2 separate regions of the Homo sapiens genome follow, and region 1 is linked to region 2. Evidence: read pairs that join two places in POLR2A ChIA-PET (ENCODE). Cell type or tissue: OCI-LY7. All regions are shown on one strand. Region 1 has its middle 10 kb from the start of FAM89A. Region 2 overlaps TTC13 (tetratricopeptide repeat domain 13).

Evidence for each region. ChIA-PET counts read pairs that join two places held together with the same protein. Peaks named below come from ENCODE experiments on the same cell type or tissue, not always from the same donor. Only the 100,000 strongest peaks of a DNase experiment are listed, where the experiment ranks them.
Region 1: POLR2A ChIA-PET joins it to region 2 with 5 read pairs; 12 of 35 experiments call an interaction of 5 or more read pairs at or near these places.

What each region holds. Positions count from the first base shown.
Region 1 is chr1:231,048,012-231,053,011 of GRCh38, reverse strand. No RefSeq gene overlaps it. Among named protein-coding and RNA genes, the nearest start is that of FAM89A, 10 kb to the right of the region's middle. RefSeq lists a cis regulatory region at 3,368-3,647. In OCI-LY7, no CTCF peak of the experiment used is centred here; no DNase peak of the experiment used is centred here.
Region 2 is chr1:230,970,057-230,975,056 of GRCh38, reverse strand. All of the region lies in intron 1 of TTC13 (tetratricopeptide repeat domain 13), which reads left to right. Among named protein-coding and RNA genes, the nearest start is that of TTC13, 6.3 kb to the left of the region's middle. RefSeq lists an enhancer at 1,957-2,196. In OCI-LY7, no CTCF peak of the experiment used is centred here; a DNase peak (open chromatin) is centred at 1,896.

The DNA of each region.
Region 1 (5,000 bases), 78 kb before region 2:
TCAAAAACAAAAACAAAAACAAAAACACAGATTTCATCATTCCTGCACTAAAGGTACCTGTGTTACCTGTGCTTTACGCTTCCTCCTTCTCTAAAAGCTCATCTGGTTTATGCGGAGTTCCTCAGCTCATTAGATTTTCATCATGGGGAGCTCACATGCCCACTCCTCATCTCCATGATGTCACTCATGTTGGCCTCTTTCTTGTCCTGTCTCTAACTCCTTAAAGGCCCAGAGAAGTCTAACACTCTTTCCAAGGCTTTTCTATGTATGGTCCTCATTTATGAACTCCTGGAGTCAATAGCACTCTGTTTTGGTACTTATACTATTCACTAATGCATTGTATTTTTCTTAACCCTTTCATATATATAAAAAATATATATTACATATATTATATAAAATATGTATTACATATATATAAAATATATATTACATATATTATATAAAATATATATTACATATATTATATAAAATATATATTACATATATTATATAAAATATATATTACATATATTATATAAAATATATATTACATATATTATATAAAATATATATTACATATATTATATAAAATATATATTACATATATTATATAAAATATATATTACATATATATAAAATATATATTACATATATTATATAAAATATATATTACATATATATAAAATATATATTACATATATTATATAAAATGTATATTACATATATTATATAATATATATTACATATATTATATGTGTAATATATATATATTAAACTTTGGTACCAGCCTTTCCACTGAAAGAATAAAAAAGGTAGGAACCTATTTGCTGGCCTGTGCTGCTGTTTGCTGCATGGGATTTATTGTAGAATTCAGTTGGGCTCATCTGTAGAGTTGAATAAAGCCCAGTTCACTGTCACGCTGCTGTAGGAAACATATAAATATATATGTATATATATATTATATATACATATATATATACACGTATACATATTTAAATTATAAGCCCCTGAAATCCGGGACTTATTTTAGACTGCCACTGTTCAATAGAAACATAACGTGAGCCAAAAATGCAAGTCTCATATGTAATTATAAATTTTTTAGTAGTCACTTTAAAGTAAACTTAAACAGTAGCTGTTTACGTTTTTAAACAGTAAACAGGAACAGGCCAGGTGCAGTGGCTCATGCCTGTAATCCCAGCACATTGGGAGGCTGAGGTGGGAGGATCACTTGAACTCAGAAGGTCAACGCTGCAGTGAGCTATGATCACATCACTGCCCTCCAGCCTGGGGGACGAAGCGAGACCCTGACTCAAAAAGAAAAATAAACATAAAATCCACAGGAATAAACAAGTGAAATTAGAAATATATTTTATTTAATGAAATATATCCAAAATATTAGTTGAACATGCAATCAATACGAACAAATATTAAGGAGAAATCTCACAGTTGTTTCATATTCAGCCTTTGGAATCCAGACTGCGTGTTATGCTGACTGCACATCTCCATGCGGACTAGCCACATTTCAAGGCTCAGGAACCCTTTGTGGATAGTGGCTGTCCTGTTGGACAGATCAGTTTTAGGCATTCTTAGCCCCTAGTATCCCATAGTTAAGTGACAGCAAAATGTACACAAAATATGTGAGTCAACAGATTGTCATCAGGCATATGTTTCTGTCTTTGCGTTCATCCTGTTTATTGTTTGATTGTTTTCACTGATGGCTGGGATAGTGTTGCGCTCAAGAAACCCCGCTCAGCCTCCTGAGTACTGGGATTACAGGCGCGCACCACCATGCCTGGCTAATTTTTGGATTTTTAATAGAGACAGGGTTTCACCACGTTGGTCAGGCTGGTCTCAAACTCCTGACCTCATGATCTGCCCACCTCGGCCTCCCCAAGTGCTGGGATTACAGGCATGAGCCACTGCGCCTGGCCAATACCTAATATTTTTAAGGGCCTAGTATGTTCTGTGCACTGGGGTAAGCATTTTATAGGCAGTCTCTAATTTACTGTTCACAACACTCCTTCGAGGTCTGTATAATCAATAACAGACCACATGTACGACAGTGGTCTCATAAGATGATAATGAAGTTGAAAAATTCCTATCACCTAGTGATGTCATAGCCATCCTTATGTTGTAGCGCAGTATACTACTCACATGTTTGTGGTAATTCTGATGTAAACAAACCTGCTGCACCGCCAGTCTTATAAAAGTATAGCACATATAATTATGTACACTGCATAATATTTGATCATGATAATCAACTATATTACTGGTTTATGTATTTACTGTGCTATACTTTTTATCATTGTTTTAGAATACACTCATTCTACTTATAGTTTTAAAAAGTTAACTGTAAACCAGCCTCAGGCAGGTCCTTCAGGAGGTTTCCGGAAGAAGGCATTGTGGTCATAGGAGATGACAGCTCCATGTGTGTTATCGCCCCTGAAGACCTTCCAGTGGGACAATCTGTGGAGGTGGAAGGCAGGGATATTTATGATCCTGACCCTGTATAGGCCCAGGCTAGTGTGTGTGTTCTTGTCTTAGTTTCTAACAAAAAAAATTAAAAAGTAAAAAAAGAAAAAGTAATAGGAAAAAGCTTATAGAATAAGAACGTAAAGAAGGAAATAGTTTTGCACACGTGTACAATGCGTTTGTGTTTTAAGGTAAGTGCTATGACAAAAGAGTCAAAAAGTCAAAAACAATTTTACAGTTTATAAAGTGAAAAGTTACATTAAGCTAGGGTTAATTCATTATTGAAGAAAAAAGTTTTGGCCAGGTGCGTGGCTCACGCCTGTAATCCCAGTACTTTGGGAGGCCGAGGTGGCCGGATCACTTGAGGTCAAGAGTTTGAGACCAGCTTGGCCAACATGGTGAAATCCCGTCTCTACTAAAAATACAAAAATTAGCCGGGTGGTGGCGGGTACCTGTAATCTCAGCTGGCTGAAACAGGGGAATTGCTTGAACCCAGGAGGCAGAGGTTGCAGTGAACCGAGACCGCGCAACTATACTCCAGCCTGGGTGATGGAGCAAGACTCTGTCTCCAAAAAAAAAAAAAAAAAAAAAACCAGAAAGAAAGTAGGTTTTTCATAAAGTTAGTTAGTGTAGCCTAAGTGTGCAGTGTCTATAAAGTCTCCAGCAGTGTATAGTAATGTCCTCAGCCCTCACATTCACTCATCACTCACCCACTGACTTGCCCAGAGTAACTTCCAGTTCTGCAAGCTCCGTTCATAGTGCTTGGCACGTGAACCATTTTTTATCTTTTACACCATGTTCTTACTCTACCTTTTCCATGGTTAGATACATTTAGATACACAAACACTTGCCATTGTGTTACAACTGCCTACAGTATTCAGTACAGGAACTTGCTGTACAGGTTTGCAGCCTAGGAGCCATAGTCTGTACCATGTAGCCTAGGTGCGTAGTAGGCTACACCACTTAGGATTGTGTAAGTACACTCCATGACATTTGTACAATGATGCAATCACCTGACAATGCATTTCTCAGAACGCATCCCTGTCCTTAAGTGACGCATGACTGTAGTACTAAAGGGTATATGGTAAAGGGTTAGAAACGCCCATCCTCTACACTCTAGAAGTTAACAGCCACTGTCCACATTTTCTGACATGCCCTCTTGGAAATGTCCTATACCTAAACAAGGACATATTTGCTTATCCTTTTTCTATCTTAACACTTATGGGGTTATTCTCTTGTGCATCTTACTTGGAAAGGGGTTAAATAAAACTGAAGTTGGATTTAAGTTCAACAGCATGCAGAAATGTGATGTGTCACTCCAAATGTTCATTCAATTTTGTGCTTCAAAAGTAGGCTGTCAAGTGGAGGAAGCCGGCCACCGCTATTTAGAACGTGTCAACACATCTGGAATTTTTCACTTACATATGGGCACGACCTTTTAAGACAAATATTGACAAATTGTATGTGTGTGGAGGAGGGTGATAAAGGAGGCAAAATATTCAAAACTCTTTCTTGACAGAAGACCAGCTGTTTGAGGACTTAAGGATATTTGAGCTGTAGAAGGGACATCTTGGAGGAATTCTCTAGGAAAAAATAGCCATTGGAATGAGCTCAGGGAGAAATGCTCACCCAGGGTTCCGTCGAGTTATGTGAGATAGATATATATATATATATAATTTTTTTTTTTTTTTGAGATAGAGTTTTGCTTTGTCGCCCAGGATGGAGTGCAGTGGCACAATCTTGGCTCACTGCAACCTCTGCCTCCTGGGTTCAAGCAATTCTTGTGCGTCAACTTCCTAAATAGCTGAGATTACAGGCACCTGCCACCACAACGGCTGATTTTTTGTATTCTGGTAGAGACGGCATTTCACCATGTTGCCCAGGCTGGTCTCAAACTCCTGAGCTCTGGCAATCTGCCGTCTCAGCCTTCCAGAGTGCTAGATTACAGGCGTGAGCCACTGCACCTGGCCTATGTGGCATATTTTGACTAAGTAAGGACTTTTGTGGAGATGAAGAGAGGTAACACATGTAAAAGTGCTTTTTTTTTTTTTTTGAGATGGAGTCTCTCTCTGTTGCCCAGGCTGGACTGCAGTGGCGCGATCTCGGCTCATTGCAAGCTCCACCTCCTGGGTTCACGCCATTCTCCTGCCTCAGCCTCCTGAGTAGCTGGGACTACAGGTGCCCACACCATGCCTGGCTAATTTTTTGTATTTTTAGTAGAGATGGGGTTTCACTGTGTTAGCCAGGATGGTCTCAATCTCCTGACCTCATGATCCACCTGCCTCGGCCTCCCAAAGTGCTGGGATTACAGGTGTGAGCCACTGTGCCCGGGTGTAAAAGTGTTATTAAAATTGGAAGCCACCACAGAGAAAAATGATTCCTAAAAATAAAGAAGGCTTGACATTTTAATGGCAGGCTTCACTGAGTGTGACCCCCCGCCCCACACAATCATTTCCGATGTTTAGGCAGAGTACCCCATTGACAAAAATAATTACTCTCTTTCTAAAAGGGTTTCATTTACTGTCTCAGAGTCACTTATTTACATCTTT
Region 2 (5,000 bases):
AGAGAAGTTAAGGTTATACAGTAAAGAGTAGAGCCAGGATTTGAACCTGACCTGACCATTTGTGTGTTATCTTCAGTAATTGTTGCATATTAGTATAATTTCTTACTAATATTAATGATGAAGTCCTATAACTTCAAGCTTTGTTGAAAGTTATATTCTTAAATCACTATTAGAATTTTGTCTTTGACTACAAATTCAAGGATGCTTCACTGAACCTAGTGTTTTGAACTGCAGGACTAGAATGGGTCTGTTCTTTCATTGAAAAACTATTTGTATACCTGCTAGATGCTACTTAGTATTTTGGACCCTGGTGATGCAGCACAGCTGACTGAGTTCCTAGTGTGGATCCTGTGTCTTGGTGAGGGAAGAAATAAGTACAGTTACATACCATTTAACAACAGGGTATGTTTTGAGAAATGTGTCGTTAGGCGATTTCATCATGGTGCAAACATCAAAGAGTGTACTTAGACCGAGATGGAATAGCCCATTACACACCTTGGTTGTATGGTATAGCCTATTGCTTCTAGGCTACAGACCTGTAGCATGTTACTGTACTCAATACTGTAGGCAGTTGTAACATAGTGACAAGTGTTTGTGTATCTAAATACAGAAAATGTACAGTGAAAATGTGGTATTACCGTCTGATGGGACCATTCTCACACATACGTGGTCCATCATTGGCCGAATCATTATGTGGCGCATGACTCTATATAGTAGGGCCCAGTAATACATGCCTTGAAAATAAAGCAGTGTGAGAGGATAAAGAGCAGTGTGTAGGTGCTACTTTAAGAGGTGCCCCGGGATGGCTTCTGGTAAGGAGACATTTGAGCTGAGACTTAGATAGAGTGAGATTTGGAGAGATCTTAGAAATATCTTAATTCAACACTCTGTAGATCTGCTACATTAAGGTCTTGTGAAATTTGTAACTTGTTCATTGATTTAAAAATTCAGGTTCTCTGCTCTTCTTTTTTTTTTTTTTTGAGATGGAGTATCGCCCTGTCACCCAGGCTGGAGTGCAATGGCGTGATCTCGGCTCACTGCAACCTCTGCCTCCCAGGTTCAAGTGATTCTCCTGCCTCAGCCTCCCAAGTAGCTGGAATTACAGGCGCCTGCCACCAAGCCTGACTAATTTTTTGTATTTTTAGTAGAGATGGGGTTTCACCATGTTGGCCAGGCTGGTCTCGAACTCCTGACCTCGTGATCTGCCCACCTCAGCGTCCCAAAGTGCTGGAATTACAGGCGTGAGCCACCACGCCCGGCCCCTCTGCTCTTCTTACCAAAGCTAAACTGCATCTCTTTCAAATCATGTATTAAATTATATCTTTATACTCTTTACAGACAGTATAAGGTATATTTTATGGTTCAAGCATATGCATTTCTAGAAGTTGTTTTAAAAATACTTTTGTTTTCTCCTCTCGCCTTGAAAATGTAGTAGTAACAAGAACAGTGAGTTTGTGTGAATCTTTTTTTCCAATGCCTTCAGCCTTTTTTCACTGCTCTTGAGTGATGCAGCCCTGTACTTGATGTCTTAATTTTCATTAGTTTGTTGAAATCAATGAAAGCAGAATTGCATTTATTCTATTTTCCCACAGTTCTTTATGGGAAAAGGCATTTAGAATCTGTTTGTCCAATTTGAGAATTGTGAACTGCCAGAAAAATAAGGAAGTAGCTATGAACCTAGCTCTGTGTTTTTGACAAAATTGGTAACACTGAGATTGTCCATGTATATGGTAGCTTTCTTAATTAAGGAATTGGCCATTTAAATACATGAAGTCAGTCTTTTTGCTCACAGCACATAGATCACTGCTATGCCTAGAGGTGGTAGAGAATCAATAGAAGGAAACTTATGAGAGCTATTTCCTTTTTTGCTCTATGAGGAAGTTAAGAACCACATTTTGTGCTCAGTCATAGCAATTGTGGTAACCATTACTGTGAGTGTATCTGGTCAATCCTTTCATCTCCTGGCCCTGATTTTCTGTGTTTGTCATCATACATAGTTTCATGGCAGACCTCTTCATATCTTGTTTTTCAAGGCATTCCTGAGTAAATTTGCCAGTGCAAAGTCGCTGTGCTCAGAGACTGAGGCACAGAGTGATGAAGAGATTGTGATCTTGCCACATCCTGGCCCCTGTGGCATTGCCAGAGGGTGTTTCCCTTTTGCTCACTGAACAGCATCTTTCAGCAAATCCTCTGGTTTAGAAGTAGCATTTTATAGCATAAGCCCTATGACGATGGCAGCCTATGATTCGCTTTTTCACGTATATCTGTTGTCATTAAGAATTACATCTACCTTTTAAAAGATCTACATACTGCTAAACCTGTTCAACTTCAGGTGATAAGGGTTAATTATTATTTTTTAATCTCTGGGTGGAGGCAAAAATGGTGTGACTTGGGTTTTAGAACCTACCTGGAGCATGACTGTAGGAAAGTCAAGGCTCTTCAATGTGCACCACTCAATGTACAGACAGTTTAGCTTCACTGCACTCAATATATACTTGACTGACTTTTAAACCTTCTCCCTTTCACAATGAGTTGTTTTAAAGAGGTCATTTTGTTTGGGCTCATCTTATCTTGCAGATAGAATAAATAATTTATCAAAGCGGCAGAATTTTAATACTTTGGGTGAATGCTTTCCAGCATATTCCTTTTCTTATGTTTTGGTTTTACTTTTTTATCAAAATACAACATATATACAGGAGAGTGCATATGTCCTAAGTGTAGATAGCTCAATACGTTTTCATAAGCTGAACAACTGATGTAATCAGAAAGAACCGAAATCAATAGCTGTCTGTTTTTAAGATTGCCGATAGTCTCATTCCATGCTAACCCTAGTTTCATTTGGGAAATGTTTTGTCTGATTTAGAGTCCAGCACCATGCAGTGGACTTACACTGCACATGTGCTGGCATTCTTTCCATAGACTCTCACTTAGGAATCAGTTGGTGCATCTCAGGACCACCTCTGCACAAGAAGACCAGTTGTCTTCTCTTGCAACTCTTCCCTGCTGGTGTTTGCAATGTTCTCAGTGACTCTGTGTTCCCTTGTCACTAATCTTTTCATGTCAGTGCCTAGCTCTGTTTCAGCATTCCCTGTGGAGTTGATGTTGTCTGCCAGTATGTGTGGGCTTATGAGAAAGCTTTTAGCTCTTAAAAGTATGTGTCACTTTGAGCATCTGATGCATCTTCAATCTAGTTTATAACCTTATGCTAAGTAACTGGCCTTTGTGGGGAAGGCCTGTTTTGTTGGTTAAGGCATCCTTCTTCTGTTCTGTTCCATGTAATTTGCTACTGTGCCTGTTTTTCCATCCCGTGCAGTGAATTCCTTTTCTTTTGATTCTTTACATATGTTTATATTTGTATGTGGGTTAAGATACCTTTGATCCTATTACATTCAAGCTTTGTTAAAAAACAAAAAACTTCTGTCTCTTTAAGATGGCTTTTGTGGATCCTTAGTTCCTATGGATTAATTATATGTTTACTTTATAATTTAATAATCAGCAGGCAGTGTCTATTTTCAATTTGCTTTACGATAATACATCTCAGGTACCGATGAATATTTCATTTCATTAAATGAAGCATATAAATTCTTCAGAGCATTTTTCCTGTTATTACACTCTCAAAGGAATTTACCACTTGGGACCATATTTCGGGGCCATTGAGCAATGCAGTATATGATGTCAACTGTGGTTGTCTTTTTTTTTTTTTTTTTTTTTGAGATGGAGTCTTGCTCTGTTGCCCAGGCTGGAGTGCAGTGGTGCAATCTCGGCTCACTGCAAGCTCTGCCTCCTGGGTCCATGCCATTCTCCTGCCTCAGCCTCCCGAGTAGCTGGGACTACAGGCGCCCGCCACCACGCCCGGCTAATTTTTTTGTATTTTTAATAGAGACAGGGTTCCACCATGTTAGCCAGGATGGTCTCGATCTCCTGACCTCGTGATCCGCCTGCCTCGGCCTCCCAAAGTGCTGGCATTATAGGCATGAGCCACCGCGCCTGGCCACCTGTGGTTGTCTTATAAGTGCAGAAATTGATAAAAGCAAAAGGCACTACAAGTTGATACCACACAGCCACCTGGCCTTCAGGTAGTTCTTTCAGCCACAAGAATTCTGTCTTCTCTTCGCAGGTTTACCCTATACCTGGGGTTAGGATTGTCAATAAATATCTGGCACTCTACTTTTAAGTTGTAGCTCATCCAAGGGAAAAGCCCAGTCATCCTTATTTTCAAGTAGCTCAGTGTGCTGTCTGTTATAACTAGGTGGTCGAGTGATAAGTGCTACCCAGCAGCTGTTGATTTCCTTATAAATTGGCCATGGGTTTGCCACTTATAAGCTTTCAGTCAGTTTTCTCACACACATGGATGTGTGAGAAATACATGCTACTGCCAATGCCACCTTCTCTCCTTCCTTGGAGGTGACGACTGTCATCTTATTTGACTAAGAAGCAGTGAGAAAACAACTTCCTTGCTCCCCACCACCCCAGCTACTGGCCTGCCCGCAGATGGACTGGTAGATTTTGCCTTCTGTCCTGTTGTGGTGGATGAGTGGCCGGTGCCTCTGCCTAGTTCAGCTCTCTGTTCACTGGCTCTCATTTCCTCTTGTCTTCCGTCAGCATACAGATGGTCTTAATAAAACTACCATCCTGAAAATACAAGCAACTAAGATGACCACACACCCCTCCAGCCACTGCCCCATCCCTCTGCCTCCTTTTACAGCAGAATTCCTCAAAGGAGATGTTCATATGGACTGCCTCCACCACTCCACTCTCTCTTGGACCTTCTATGGTTAGCTTTTGTCCTCGTCAATGTGCTGAAACTGCTCTTCTTAAGGTCAGTTGTGTGTGAGGTTTAGGAGGAGAGGAAAGAAGTTTCAAGACACTGCTATACCTAAACTGTTCATTACTAGGACCCAGCATTGGCAGAAGGAGTTGTGACAAATGTACCATGTTCTTCATTGCTGTGGCAAGACCCGGCTGTGCTATGTCTTTGTTTTGTGACCTTAAACATGTTC